Regions from separate parts of the Homo sapiens genome. Here region 1 is linked to region 2. Evidence: chromatin loops called from intact Hi-C (ENCODE). Cell type or tissue: heart right ventricle. All regions are shown on one strand. Each heading gives the region's core, and the rest is flanking DNA. Links, peaks and the distances in the headings are about the cores only. Region 1 overlaps NTRK3 (neurotrophic receptor tyrosine kinase 3). Region 2 overlaps NTRK3 (neurotrophic receptor tyrosine kinase 3).

What was found. Peaks named below come from ENCODE experiments on the same cell type or tissue, not always from the same donor. Only the 100,000 strongest peaks of a DNase experiment are listed, where the experiment ranks them.
Region 1: a loop joins it to region 2, with 2.6 times the contacts of the local background. A loop is called at or near these places in 2 of 110 quality-filtered maps.

The regions. Positions count from the first base shown.
Region 1 is chr15:87,936,579-87,943,993 of GRCh38, forward strand. It overlaps NTRK3 (neurotrophic receptor tyrosine kinase 3), which reads right to left. Exons shown (of 20, transcript NM_001012338.3): 15 at 4,045-4,175. Among named protein-coding and RNA genes, the nearest start is that of MIR11181, 6.0 kb to the right of the region's middle. In heart right ventricle, for the core only: no CTCF peak of the experiment used is centred there; a DNase peak (open chromatin) is centred at 3,714.
Region 2 is chr15:88,242,527-88,249,941 of GRCh38, forward strand. The region is part of intron 3 of NTRK3 (neurotrophic receptor tyrosine kinase 3); the gene reads right to left. Among named protein-coding and RNA genes, the nearest start is that of NTRK3-AS1, 6.5 kb to the right of the region's middle. In heart right ventricle, for the core only: CTCF peaks have their summits at 4,478 (motif pointing left) and 4,687; a DNase peak (open chromatin) is centred at 4,455; H3K27me3 peaks cover 1,073 bases.

The sequences.
Region 1 (7,415 bases), core at 2,517-5,016, 310 kb before region 2:
GTTCAGTTTCAGATTTCATTAATATCCTGAAATTCATTTTTATGATATACACATGATATACACACATTCCTAAATGTTCAAAGTCCTAAGTGGTAAAACACACACACGCACGCACACATGCACACCTATCAACCTCCTTTCATTATAAAATCATCTTTCTTTTAGTGACTCAAAATCCACTGCCACTTCCTCTGGGTGAGAGTCTCACACAACTTTACCAGGAAAGAAGATGGGTAGTTATTACATACAGGGGTGCCCCTCTCTTATCTGTCTTCCTGGCTTAAAACTGGCCATTGGCTTCCCAGTGTTTGTAGTATAAAATCCAAACTCCTTAACATAGTCATGGACTCTATAAGGTCTGGTCTCCCCATCTCTCTTTGCGTCCTGTCCTCGCACACACTCCTCCTGCCTCATTTATTACACTTCAGTCTCATGGCCTTTCCGTACTCTCCAAGATTTTCTCTGCCCCAGGGCCTTTGCTCCTCCTTTTGCCAGAAAACTCTCCACTGAGCTGTGTCTACATGACAGCCCAGATTAGCTGGCACTCCTTATGACCTCTACAGAACATGAGATCCTGAACACTCCCTGCAAGTTGGATACCCAGGGAGATACTACTTTCCCACAGAGGGGCTTACCAAGAGTCATCAGTGATTGTTCCCAAACTCATTCATGACAACTAAACCTGCTAATGTAATTACTTAATGTAATGAAATGTTCTAGAAACCAATGAAATATGAATGTAGATTGGAGAGTTTTTATGGAAGCTAGGATGAATGCTTTTAAAAAACCTGCTAAAGGTCAGTGGTTAAAAATACTGTTAAGAGTGGAAGGAAAAAGCATAAAAACATTGGGAAAATAGTAAAAATCCGAGATTCTGCACTCAGATTGTTTCACAAATGTTTTAAGCTCCTGCTTCAATTTAAAGTAATTGAAACTAGAAATTGTGACTACTCAAAACAAAAACCAAAACACCCTTCAAGCCAAAAGGAACCCAAAAGCTGCCCAGGGGTGCTGGGCAGGAAGAAATATAATGCTAAATCCAAATGACTAATATTATCAAAAATCAGGACATAAATTTCCTGAAGATAAATCAATTTTATTAGAATGGCTCAAAAAGATTTTTAAATAAGTAAATGCTCAAAAGGAGTGAAGAAATACATTTTCTAAAGAAAACAAGAAGGCATGCCACAAGAAGGGGGAGAAATAAAATTAAGGTAACAAAATTAAGAACCGATTAGATATCTTGGAAATAAAAGATATGGTCTTTGAAGTGAAAGCAAAAACCTCCACAGACAGGAAAAGCTTTAGACCAGATAAAACCACATGAAGAATTCATGAATCAGAAGACCACTGAGGTTCACCCGGGACAGAGTATGAAATGACAGAGACGAAAAAAAAAAAGGAAAAATGGGGAGAAGGATCTCATTCCCTCCTCTGCAAAGGAAGGGGGTTGACTGGGTTTGAATGCTGTGTAAATGTTCTATTTGTCTAATGATGATTTCAGAGTGGCACCACTTATTTAAGAGTCGCACACATGAGGTTATTTTAATGTCACACTTATACTACACATATGTGCAGATTATGTCCTGTGCAATCCTGCTCCCTCTCCCCAGCAGGCTGTAAGCACCTTAAAAATAGGCTGTGGTTTCTGCTTCTTTGTTTGTACCATAGCAACTGCTGGGCAAAACATTTTTGCCAATTGATTTGGGAAAACTTTATTGTGGGTTATACTTGTATGTGTTCTTTAGAGGTATAAAATTACTCTGCATCAACATGAGAACTAACTCAAAAGGAAGGGTCTTGCAAAAAGAAGTGGAATCTAAGGAGGGGAGGAAGCAGGAAACACCACTTCCAAGACGTTGTCTGGAGGAGATAGGCATCTTTTCCAGGCTGACCACTAGGCAGATCCACTGAGTGACACGTGTAAAATCCCAGACGGTTCATCTCCTCCAGATCCAAGGAAAGAAGGAAATCCTTTTAAAAGGATGGAAACAGAAACACATTTTCTGCATTACTCGGTCTGGGTACTGCCCCTTAATGCCAGACCACTCGGGGAAACATTTCCTAGGGTTTTCAGCCATCATTTCATTCTCTGCTGAAAGTGCAAAAATGTTCAGTTCATTCTCCAGTCCCCAGATGGATGCCGGAACACCCCGTGGATTAGTGTCATCCTATATATTAAAAATGCCAGGGCAGTGCAGATCCTAAGTTTAGGGTCAACATTAGAAACCTTTCTACATCCCTGCTCCAAGCTGTTTAAAGACACCCTTGTCCATCTGACCATCTCATGTCTATGCAGGCACACTGAGCAAGTTTATTTACAGGATGTACAGCAATAATAATCATTAGCCTTTTAGGATGCAGGACTCTTGTTTATTTTCTAGAGCAGAGGTCAGCAAACTATGCTTATTTTGGTAATAAAAAAAGTTATTGGAAAATACCCGCCCTCATTAGTGAATGTATTGTTATGCTGCTTTCCAACAACACAGGAAGAGTTGCAATGGAGAGTTATAAGGCCCTCAAAGTCTAAAATATTTACCTTTAGAGAAAAAGTTTGGTGACTCCTATTCTAGATAGTCATTGCAAGCTTGGCAGATCATATGTCATGTATCTAAGCACATTCAGTAATATCAACATCAATGACAATGATAATGATAGAAACAAATGCCAACTACTTTTTATTGAGTCTTTACTCAATAAAAAGCCCTAAGAAGTGCATTAAGAATTTTAGACACATTATGTAATTTAATCCCCAACATTCTAAGGAGAGGATATTATTATTGCTATTATACAGATAAGGAAATTGAGGCCCAAAGAAGTTGAGTGTTTTGTGAAATGTCCCAAAGCTTATCAGTGGTAGAACTGGGATTTGCACCCAGGCTCTTTGATGCCCATGCTATGCCTGCACTGTATTGCCTTCATTCTTCGAGGCTATTTGCCCTCTGTGGACAGAAACAATCTGTAGATACACAAGACTATGAATACAGAGACCCAAAAGTTGAAGAAACAGGAACTGCATTTGTGATCCCTCAATGCTAAGGATGGGACCATTGTGAGGTCTGGGTGAATGTCTTCACGGGGAGCCATATCTCTGGCATCGGTCAGCCCACATCTCAGGACATTGCAGGCTCTACACTGGCCTCAGAAGCCTGCTCACTGCACCCAATGAAGCCACTCCAGACTCCAGAGAAGGGCTCCAGAGATCTGTGCGTGCCTCCATGAGGCTACTTGACTCTTTTTATGTTAACCATGTTCAAAAATTTGTCCAATATTGGTTTACAAAGAGAAGCTGTTGACTGCTGGGTGGAAGAGTCTGGAAGGACAACTAGTAGTAGCAAAGTCCCTTCTCTCCTACCCCAAGCAATTCAGCTCCTGCTGCAAATCTGCCACGTGTCTTGGCAATACAGAAGCCCTGTGGTTAAGGGAGCCCTTCAGCAGCTGCCAGGAGGAAGTTTCTCCCAGGCATGCTGCCCCTTGGGGTCTGAACCTGAAACCCATGGGAAGTACCTAAGAATTTCTCCAACCTCACTCACTATTCTCCCAGTGCTAACCCCCTACCTCCCTGCTGCACCCCCCTCCCTCAACATCTATTCTCAGTGACTTCTGTGCCCTTGGGAAGTGGTTACCCAGTCCTCCTTAATCAGCCTGCTCTACAACAGCTCAGCTACTGAGAAATGGCCATGTGACTTTCCAGGCACAGACAGCACGTCCTGTAAAGCCACTACATGGTGAAGGGTGGAGTGTGGAGGGCCAGGCCTGGGACAGAGGTAACCACAGGGCCACTAAAAAAGGACCAGGGTCATTTACAAGAATAAACTTGCTCCCCTGGCATAGCCCCCTTAAGTGCTGCAGCCCTTGACCTTGGAAGCCAAAGGAAGTTGTTTTGGTCCCTAGGAAACTTCATTGACCTCGGAGCAAAGTCCTTTGATTGCATCTGAGAAAGCCAATTGAGCACTATCTTCTCAAATGGAGGGAGCCTCTTCCTTCCCTCCCTGGGCCCTCAGCCAGCCCTCCTCCTGGTGCCGGCATGCCTCTGGGGTTTACCTTCACAGCCACAAGCATCTTGTCCTTGGTCGGGCTGAGGTTGTAGCACTCGGCCAGGAAGACCTTTCCAAAGGCTCCCTCACCCAGTTCTCGCTTCAGCACGATGTCTCTCCTCTTAATGTGCTGCACATCTGTAGGATGGGGACAAAGAGGAGGGCAGCAAATCAGTCCTCGTTTGGTGACACAGGGAGACAGAAGAGTACAGAGGTCTAGCGTGGAGAACTTGGTTCTGAGCCTACAGCAGGCAAAGGCAAACTCTAGCACACCAGCTTTAGCATAAAAACTGACATCCCTCTGTGGTTTGAGAGTATGGGCCAGAATCAAATCTCAATGCTGTCCCTGAACAACTCCTAACCCCTCTAAACCACAACATCCTCTGCTGGCAAATGGAGTTAGTAGTTAATGCACAGGATTCTGGTATTCATTAGCCAGAGTTGTTGGAGATAGCACAAAGCAGTCTCCACAGTTTTGTGCACATGAATCCCCTGGGAATCTTGTCAAAATGAAGATTCTAATCCAGTGGGTCTGAGAATCTACATTTCTAACAAACTCCCAGGTCATGTCCCTCTGCTGTTGGTCATACTTTGAAAAGCAAATTTTCCAGGGTACGATTGAGAATCAGGTTGGAATCCTGGGTCCACGCCATTACTAGTTTTTTGAGCTTGGGAAAGTTATTTAGCTCCAGAGCCTCAACTTCCTCATCTGTAAAATGGGATTAACAAGAACAACTTCCTTGCTGAATTCTTGTGAAGATTAAATGAGATAATCCATATAAAGAGCTTGGCCCAGTGATGAGGACAAAGTAAAGACGTAGAAGACAAGACACACGCATGCACACACACATACACATACACACACACACACACACACACACAAAGACACATTGGTTTTTGTGGTAACATAAAGGCTGTAGTGACCCCATCACAGTGCCTGGTTCATGACAGAGACTACTAACGGGTAGCTAAGATTATCTGGGGGAAACCCCTACTTGGCCAACCCTTCTCTGAAAGAGAGAAAGACCAATGAGATCACAAAAGGAAAGTTCACTGTCCATCCAAGAACGAGGGTGTGTGCAGAGAGAAGGGTTGCCCCTGCCTCTGCTAATTTAGCAACCTAATTAAGGTCTGTGTGCCTGGAGAAAGCAGAGCTGTGACCTCAGCCCTCCCACCTATTTGGAAAGAATGCTACGAAGGAGTTGTACAAGCAGTGGGCTGGCGATGAAAAGAGCAAACAGGAGATTACTCACTGACCTTTACATTAATTGTTCAACAGGCAGAAGCCCATTAAATACCTGTATTCACATTTTGAAGAGCATTGCTGAGCCAAAAAGTGGATTATCCCAAGCGACTTTGTCGAGAAATGAAAGCTGCAGATCCTGGGCCATGGCAGACCATCCCCATAAATGAGGAGACGTAATAGGGACAGAGGGGCATGGCTGGAAGCCTTGGGGTAGTGTTTTTTTGGTTTGGGGATTCCTTTAAGAATAAACTACAGGAATCTTTTTCCTCCCTTCAGAGTCCTTGGTATCCCCACAGTGTCGCAGATGATCTGCCTAGTAAGGATTTGCGAGAGGAAGCATTTACAGACTATTATTTTCTCCTCCCCCTAGGACAGACCTGCACGTTAACAGCTGCTGACGACCGCTCCTCCCAAGCCACAGGCTGCAATGCGGCTGCTACACACTGCAGGGCTATGCCCCAGTCTTTACAGGGAGGGGATTAAAACTGGTTCCCTTCTTCACACTTTCTGTCTCTGTTTCTCAGCCTCTGAGGAATGGTATTTGTTGACCTTGGAGGGCAAGGCTAAAGAGTCTCCCACTGCGAGAAAATAGGAAGTCAGGCCCTCTCTCGGGAGGCCACCTGCTCCTGCTACCTAATCATTCCCAGGTGACTAGGGATGACACATAGGTTCTGCAAGGTGAGTGTCCTGGCACGGCCTGGGAGTGAAGACAGGGCTCACGATGGCAGCTGTACAATGTCAAGCCCACATCTCTGAACACGCCGGGATTGGGAAGGCCTGGGAAGCCACAGGTGCTTGCTTCAAGACCTGGATCCTCCAAGAGCTTATGCACCTCACAGAAAAACAACAACCATGAAATCTTGGGTCTCAGATTTCTCACCTGTAAAATGGGTATGGGGAGAATAGTACGAGTTTAACTTACCTATTACCTGAGCATGGAAGTTTGTAAACCTTTAAGTCCTCCAAAATGTAGGCTGTGTTTTGGCATTTTCATTATTATTGATATTATTTTACAAAAAGGAGAAATGAGGGCCAAATCAGGCATCCGCACCTGGTGACTGAGCTGGGCATGGGATTCAGAGCATCAGGACATGGCAGGGTTGCCAAGTTACTTGGGGAAGAGCACCGTTTGGCCCCAGACTCCACCCCAATCCCACCTTTCCTCTGCATTGTAATAGGAGAACTTGAGAATGCGTCAAAATCACCTAGACGGCTTGTTACAACAGATTGCTGGGCTCCTCCACCAGGGATTCCAATCTAGTAGGTCCAGGTTGAGGCCTGAAAATATGCATTTCTAAGTTCCCAGGTGCTGCTGGTGCAGGAACCACACTTTGAGAATCACCAGAACACGGCTTCTTTGGTGGGGTGGGAAATTAGCCAGCTGAAGAAGTTTACCTTTACAACTTGGCCTAAACAAGTACCATGCTCACAAACAGTTTAGCCATGCCTCACTTCCAGAAGCCCAGGAGAAGGTGAGACGTCCTGGGCTTAGCTCAAAGGTCCTCCTTCCCTCCTTAGCTGTGTGGCCTAGATTGAGTCAAGTCCCTTCTCAGAGGCCCAACTACCCATCCATGCAGTGCAGATCATGCCTCTCTTGCCTTCTTATGTTCTAGAAACATCTCTACAAAAGGCAAAACAATATAGATTTTCCTGGGTCCCTAAGTACAACTCTGGGCTGGGAGACCTCACCAGCTCCACTCAGAACACTCACTCCCAGCTACAATTAGTGCAAAATGGGAATGGAGGAACTTTAAAGAGAACCAGACTCTGTTTTTCAGCTGCTGTGCCTCGGTCACATCTTGGAATCCATCCTTCTCCTCTCCTTCCCTCGGCAGCAAGAATCACAACCCCTGAGAGATTCAGACAAGCCAAGTGGGAGCAGCATCCAGGGAGTGGTTTCTCAGCCCTCCCTCAACATCCCAGAAGAGCCTGGCAGCAGCTGCAAACCCCTGGTTGCAGGAGTGGGGAAGCTGTGACAGCTGTGAGCCTTGAAGGTAGCAGAGGGCAAGTGACCATATTACTGGAAGCTCATCTGCTCTCTGTGAGCACATGAAAAAGCCCAAGCAGAAGCCTCCGTGGGCCAAAGTGTCTTCCCCAAATGTGCAAATGGAACTTTTTCCAGAATGTGGAAA
Region 2 (7,415 bases), core at 3,235-5,734:
GCTGTAGATCATTTGTCTAATACCTGCCTCCCTCCATTCACCTGTAGCTCCAAGAAGGAAGTATCACGGTCTTTTATTTTGTCAAGGCTGTGCCCCAGGGCTCAGCATGGGTCTGGCCCACAGCTGGTGCTAGGCGCTAGGATGAAAGGGGGTAGACTCTCCTCCTCTTTGGGTCCCACAGAAGGAAGAGCCAGGCTGGCCCTGCTAGCGCATCTGCTCATTCTTCCCCAACAGTCCAGATGCTAGGATGGGCTTTGGCAAACAGCAAGGCAGGCGGCCAGACACCTGGGCACCCCACAGCCTAGGTACAGATGCAGCTCAGCATTCACTGTGGGCTGCACACACCGCCAATGCCAGGCCCCCATTAGCTGTCTGTTATGCACTTGGAAGACAGTCCTTTGGAAAACAGAATATGAGGCCGCCCCTCCAACACCTGCCCTAGGGATGGGAGCCAGAAGTCCCCATAGGCCATAGGGCCCTCCCACGGAGGAGGAGGAGCTGCAGCTGCAGGCCCTAAAAATTAGGCCCTTCTTTCCACCCTCTTCCTTCAACACCAGGGACTTTGAGGAGCCCTGAGCTGAACTCCTCTTCCATTTCTTTCTTGCTCCTGAGTGCCTCAAAGACAAGGTTTCTGCCAAGAGAATAAAATTGCACCCCTCCTCCACGCCCTTGCCCCCTCCCCACTTCTTATGTTATTTCCCTCTCTGTGTCTTATCGCCACATTTGTTCAAATGACTGCCACTTAAGAGGTGGCAGGGAGTCAGAAACACAATCTGGAGCAAAGCTGATATTAAATAACTTCCTGAGCCTGGCCCGTCTGCCAACGCTCCCTCCTGGATCTCAGGTGGAGAAATGAAGAGGCTGCAAGGATGAGAGCCAGGGTCACCCCAAACCAGCCTCAGAGCTACTCCTCTGCTGAGAGGAGGCTGGAGTTTCTTCACCAGTAAAGCCCAAAGCTTAGCAGTGACCCCTACCCCTGCTTCTCACTTGATCCCATCCCCCATAGCATGCACACACACACACACACACACACACACACACACACACACACTGAGCAAAAGGTATTCAATCATGTCTGACACTCAAATTTAAGCTAAAAGAGGCTTTTTTGTCAACCAGACCAACCCCTACATTTCCCAGGTAAACAAACTGAGGTTCAGAGATCTGGAGTCTCTTGGCTAAGGCCAACCAGATAGACTGTATGAAAGCATGTCAAAAAGAGTGGTGCCCCAGGAAAACACCAGAAAGGCTCTGGTTTTTAGGTGCCAGGATTGTTTCATCACAATCAACTTAGTCAGTTGCCCATGTGGTTTCTCCAGTTGTGACTTCGTACTGTGGGCCCCAGCAAGAAACATCCCTAATAGCCATCATCACATGAATGCCCTCAGAAAAAAAATATCTTTAGCACCTAGCAGTTGAAGGGGAGAAATTCTGCTAATGAAACCTCTGAAGCCAATATCCACTAACCCTGACTCAGTCTGACCTGGCCTGGACAATCCCCACCACACCACCTGCAAGATCAGAATACACTTGCTGTTCTCCATGCCAGCCACTGGGTGTCACTGCTGCCCCCCCATGAATTGGAACCATAGAGCGTTCAGTAGGGGGTAAAATGACCCCAGCAGGCCAAGGGGATCTCATACATATCTCCTGGGTGTGACCTAACTTCATATTTCTCCCAGAAAGAGATAGATGGCCAACCATGTTCCAGATGCTGCTCCAGATGCTGTTCTATCATGTTCCAGATGCTGTCCCCACATCATGTATTTTAATCCTCACAACACCATCTCATAGCAACTCTCCCAATAACATCTTACTTTGCAGGGGAAGAAAATGAGGCAGAGAAAAATTAAATAACGTGCTCACAGTTTAAAAAAGCAAGCAAGGAGGAGGGCAAGGATTGGAACCTGAGACAGATGCCAAATTCCATGACCTTTTTACTACACAATTTAGCCTCCCTTGAGCTATCAGTCTCAGTGCTATGGGCTCTGGCTGAATCAAGCTGGTTTGCCATGACCCCAGAGAAGATGGCACCTGGGAAAAAACCAAGTGGGGCTCAGACTTTCATCAAAGGTACAAATCACATCAGGACAGGCTCAACAGCCCTTCCCTCCCTGCAGAAATCATGGTCTAGTGCCCTCTTGTGGCTTTATATGGAACTGGGATGAATGTCCATGGGAGGCTCTCATGAGTGGATTGAAAGGATTTTAGGTCATCCTATCCCATTGGATTCCTAAATTCTTTCTACCAGGGATGGTCCTGAAGCCCCCTCTTCAGACAGACTTATTGGATTACAATAGCCAAGAGGGAATCAGCTAGTGAATGGGAAGCTATGTAAGGCAAGAATAGCAATAAAACCACTTGGGACAACATCTGCAAGAAGCTAGATGCTACTAAATTACCCTAGATAGAGATTTCTGGCATCCAGATTTCTGGGGCTGCAGAGTGGGGAAGGCAGGTAGTTAAAGGCTTTGCCTGGGACACTCTGACACTTGGTATTCCAAAGGAGTCCCTTAGCAGGAGCCATAACAATCTCCCTGTCCCTGTGGAAGGCATGTACCTCAGCCACTGTGTCCCTTTTTCCAAATACATGCCATCTTAGTCCTTCTCTTGCCTCCGTCAGCTTTGTCCACATGCTAGTTCCCTCATGCAACTTCCTCTAATCCCATTCTTCAAGGACCTGGAAATGTCACTGCCCATCACCTCTTACAGACTCCTGTGGACTGCTCACCAGCTTGGCTTCTGTGGAGCCATCACATGCCAGGCACCTACCATAATCTCATTCAACCCTCACAACCTCTCTATTAGATGGGTATAGCTAACCAGATTTTTCAGATGAGGAAACTGAGGCTCAGAAAAGTTAAGTAATGTGCCTAAGCCTATACCAGGGCAGAGCCAGGATTTAAACTGAGTTTTTTGACCAAAGAAGCCTCTACTCTTCCCACTACACCATGCCACCTCTCAGACAAAGGGACCATGAAAAGTTCGGGATGCAGGAATTGGTCTAACCAAATACCCTGGATTAGAAGATTAATCTGTTAGGGTGTGGAAAATGAGCTAGAGGCGGAGAGACTGGAAGCAAGAAGAACAGATGAGGGCTATAAAAAGTATCTATGCTTGTGGGGATGAGGTTCTGGGGTGTAGTAATAGGAAGACAGAGAAAATAGTTTTACACACACACACACACACGTGCTCATTGAAATCTTATAATAGTCCTGCCTTATGTTTATTATTTTCATATGAGAAAACTGAGGATCAACAAGGTCAAGTAGCCAGCCCAGGGTCTCAGGATGTAAGAGGCAGAGTCATGATCTAAAGCTTCATTTAGTCGTTGCCATAAATAATTAGGGTTGTATATGTAAATGATCTCTGGCCCAGTAGAAGGGATAATGTCAGCTTCTTTCCTTCTCTTCAGTGGACCAGATTTGAAAAGCTATCAGAAATAAGGAAGTGGGGAAAGATGGACCACAACAGAGAGAACACTGCCTGCAGCCCCAGGTCAGGAAGCTGGGAGCAGACCCTCAAGAAAGAGTCACAGGCCCCAGACCAGAGAGCTCCACACCCACCCCAAAAGCAGCAGACCCTGTCTCTAAAGCTGATAACCTTGTTAGTAGGAGGACACTCATTTGTGCATGGAACAAGACAGCACCTGCTCAAATACAAGACTGCCTGGAACAGACAGACGAGCCAACGATACTCTCAGAAGCACTGTCAAAACCAGCCAGTCCAGGCAGGGCCCATGGCCCTGGTTTGCAAGGCACTTTCGTAGCCACCTCTGTGTATGGTTATCTCCTAAAGCAGACACGGGATCTGCAGAGGTTAAGAGAAGGCGCCAAGCTCTCATCTCTAGTCAATGCCAGGACCTGCTATTTTCTGAGCACTACTTGTCGTCCGGTAATTTCCAAGCTTGGGTTGGTGGGGGCAGGGAGAGGGGAGAGATTCCCCCACACTTCAGCCAGGGCATCAGACAGCCTGAGAGCCTGTATAAAGCTCGCTTCCTCCATGATACTAGCCCCACAGTGAAACTATCTGTCAACTTCTCTATTAAGCCTGTGGGTCTTCCTGGGCTACCTTCCATGCATTCACCCCATTACCCTCTGTGCAAATGTGCTGATCTCTCCTGCTGCTGCTGAGAGAAGGCTGGAAGGAGAGCACACCAGGTGGCTTTCCTCCATCCAATGCACTCGCCCAGCCACCTCCTTCCCAGGAAGCCAAAGGCTCATGAGTCAGAAAGTCCGGGTCCTGGAGTCTCACATCCCTGGACTGCAGAGATACAATGGAAGCAGGGTCATCTCGGCGGAGAGATGCCCCTCATAGAGGAGAGCTGACCTCTCTGCTCAGCCCTGGCTCAGGAAATGCTCTGAAAGCCAGGGCTGACAGTGCACTTCTCACCAGGCTAGCGCCACACGCCCGGCTCCCGCCCTGGGAAGCCATCAGCCCAGGACCGTCTCGTGCGCCACACTGCCCTCTGGTGGCCACCAGGAGTGTAGCCGCAGAGGGAAGCCAAAATCTTTTAAGGTCTGTTTACAGAGACCTCAGACACGATGTGCACAGAACACAGAAGAGACGCACTTGTGCCTGTGCCAAGACTCCCCCAGATACACGCACGCAGCCCTGTTTCCCGCGGCAGGTAGCCGGGTTTAGGACTTCGAAGCTACTATTGCTCCCTTCGTGTTCTCCTCTTCTCTGCAGCACTCTAAGAGCTCCTTTCCCCGCCTGCCTGTAAAAGCCCGAACCCCTCAGTCCCAGAGCAGACACCAACAGGCGGATGGAGACCCACACCAGCTAGCGAGGCAGGGCCCTTCGTTCTGGGCTGCCTTGTGCCAGGAACTCACTGGGCGATTGGGCCAAATCAATTCACCTCTCTTGATTCCTAAGTTCTTTCTCTGTAAAACAGTGTTTGGCCCCAACATTTTCTGAGGCCCTTTCCAGATCTAGTAATTTATGGTTCAAAGTCTTGATCTTCTCTCTAACTCAGAAATCTTCCCAGTAGTCTAGAAAAGGAAATAACCAACGTGGTGCCCAATTATTTACAGAGCCTAGCGAATACATCATTGCATAGGTCTGAACATGACAGTGACCCTACGGGGGTGCCGGGCTGGAGAGTTCCATGACCTCAGCTCTCAGAAGTGCGAGGCCAGTGGCTGAGCGATCATGAAGCAAGCTCACACAGCCAAGAAGCAGCAAACGTGGAAAATGCACCAAACCCTGCCCCACAGTTTCGGCTGTTTCACAGAAGAAAGTTGTATCTGTCTCCCACACTAAGAGCTCATCCCTATGGAGAGAGAGATGGAGCTTCCATGAGCAATGAAGGTAGAGAGGCGGGGTAAGGTCGCGGGGGGATAAAGGCTGCTTATTGTGGAGAGGACCAGGGAAGGACGCAGAAAGAAGCTCTAAACATCAGCTTCCAGCTCCAGCTGCCCAGCGCTTTAGACACCCCCCTTTTGCTCTGCACCCAGAAATGCTCCTGGCACCCCAAAGCTCTACCTGGGAGAAGCCACTCAGCCCTCTGCTCTCCCATCCAGGCTCTCGCTGGCCATGAGCACCAGGGGCATAGTCCTGCTGACCACGGCTCAGCCCAGAGAGGAGCTGGCTGGGACCCAGCCACCAGCTTTCTGAATCTCAGCCAGCCTCAGCTGGCACCTGTTCTGCTGCGGGCTGACCTGACCTCAGAGGCCAGGACATCATGGGGTGGATGAGGAGGCCTGGGAAGAGGGTGTGGCTGAGACACAACTTCAGGAGAAACTCCCTGTTGGGAACAGGTCAGAAGGAGAGACCAAAAGCCTCCCCCACTACTAAGAGGCCTGCCTGGGACAGTGTTGGCCACACTGTTTGGCCAATACTACACCCATAATTATCCTATGTGCCTTCCCCTTATATCCCAGCCAGGGTAACTCCCACCCAAGTAACTGAAATGTTGTAAACTAAATGATTCTCCTAGACTTTTACATCAACTCTTTTATTTATTTTTAACTTAATAGTAATATATTTGTGTGTGTGTGTGTGTGTGTGCATGTGTGCATATATATGTGTATGCTAGTATGCATAAGAGTATTGCAAAAGAGCATAGGCAGTATAGCTTAATATTTAAATGCCAGACTGCTTTCCCATTTACTGGCTGCATGAAATTAAGTGAGTTAAGTTCCTTCTCTGCACTCAGTTTCCCCATCTGGAAAATGAGGCTAATAATAGTACTTATCTTATTGGGGTTGATGTGAGGCTGCAATGAGGTATTAGCCTTAGAGTGCTTGGCACAGTGTCTAGAACATAGTAAGTGTTTCAGAAACGCTAACGATTGTTATCATGTACTCAGTAGATGCTAGCTGTCACTAGTTATGTATAGACAGATTTCTCTTAGCCAGACATGACCCAGGGCACTGAACTTCAACAGGGTGCTTACATAATGTAGTTGTTATTATTATCCATTTCTTATAGATAAGGAAATTGAGACCCAGAGGAGGAAAGGGATTTGTTCAAAGCTAGGGAGAGGCCATGCCTGGAGGAGCTGCTGGGAAAACTGGGCTTAGGAAAAGAGCAGCTGCCAGAGTCCTCCATGCTTGATGATGCGTGTCTGGGGAAGGAATCCTGAATCTCCCACCACCCAGACTCTGGGACACTTATGATGGGACAAGCCAGGCAGGAGGACTGGGGGCAGAGGTGAGGCCAGGGGAAAAGGACAGGCTCCCAAGTCTGCTGAGCCCCAGGTTCCCCAGCCCTGTATGTGAACAGAGCTCAGCAGAAGGCCTCATCGAGTTGATTTCTAATTGGTGTGGGCTGCAAGCTGCAAAGAGCTCTGGGGCTGCCAGTCTCACATAGTTGCTGCCTCTGGGGACCCTGAATTTGGAAACATTGCCTCAGAGGGAGACACAGTCATGGGGGAGGCTCTGGCTTTGACAAAGTGCCCAGAACAAGAGCCAGCACTGAGTAGAAGGCGGCCCCAGCACCTGGGAGTGTGCCCGGGAAGAGAAGTCTTCGAGCGACCCAGGGACCCCGGCTGAGTCCCTGCCCACTCTGGGCCCTTGGACCCTCATGGGTGACATGAGGGAGAAGATGACTGCAGTGGTCCTTTCCAGCTTTGAATTCTGGTAAGCCCTGCACTTAGAGGCGGCGGAAATGGGAAGAGCCTCCTTGGGGGTTCTCAGGACTCCACTGGGCCCTGAGCTTTGGTGTTAGCCTCACTGGAGTCTTCACTCCTTATGACCCAACCCATCAACGAGCAGCTTCCAACACACCGGGCCACCAGGAGGATTTGTGTTCCTCAAAGTTGAGGTCAACGAGGTTCATAGAATGACAAATGACATGAGCTGATCACTCAGTTCATCACCAGCATCTGAGTGACTGAGTCCAGCCTCTATCTGGGCCACTCTTTGACCAGTTGCTGAACACTCAGCCGCCCTTTGCAAGTCCCTCAAAGA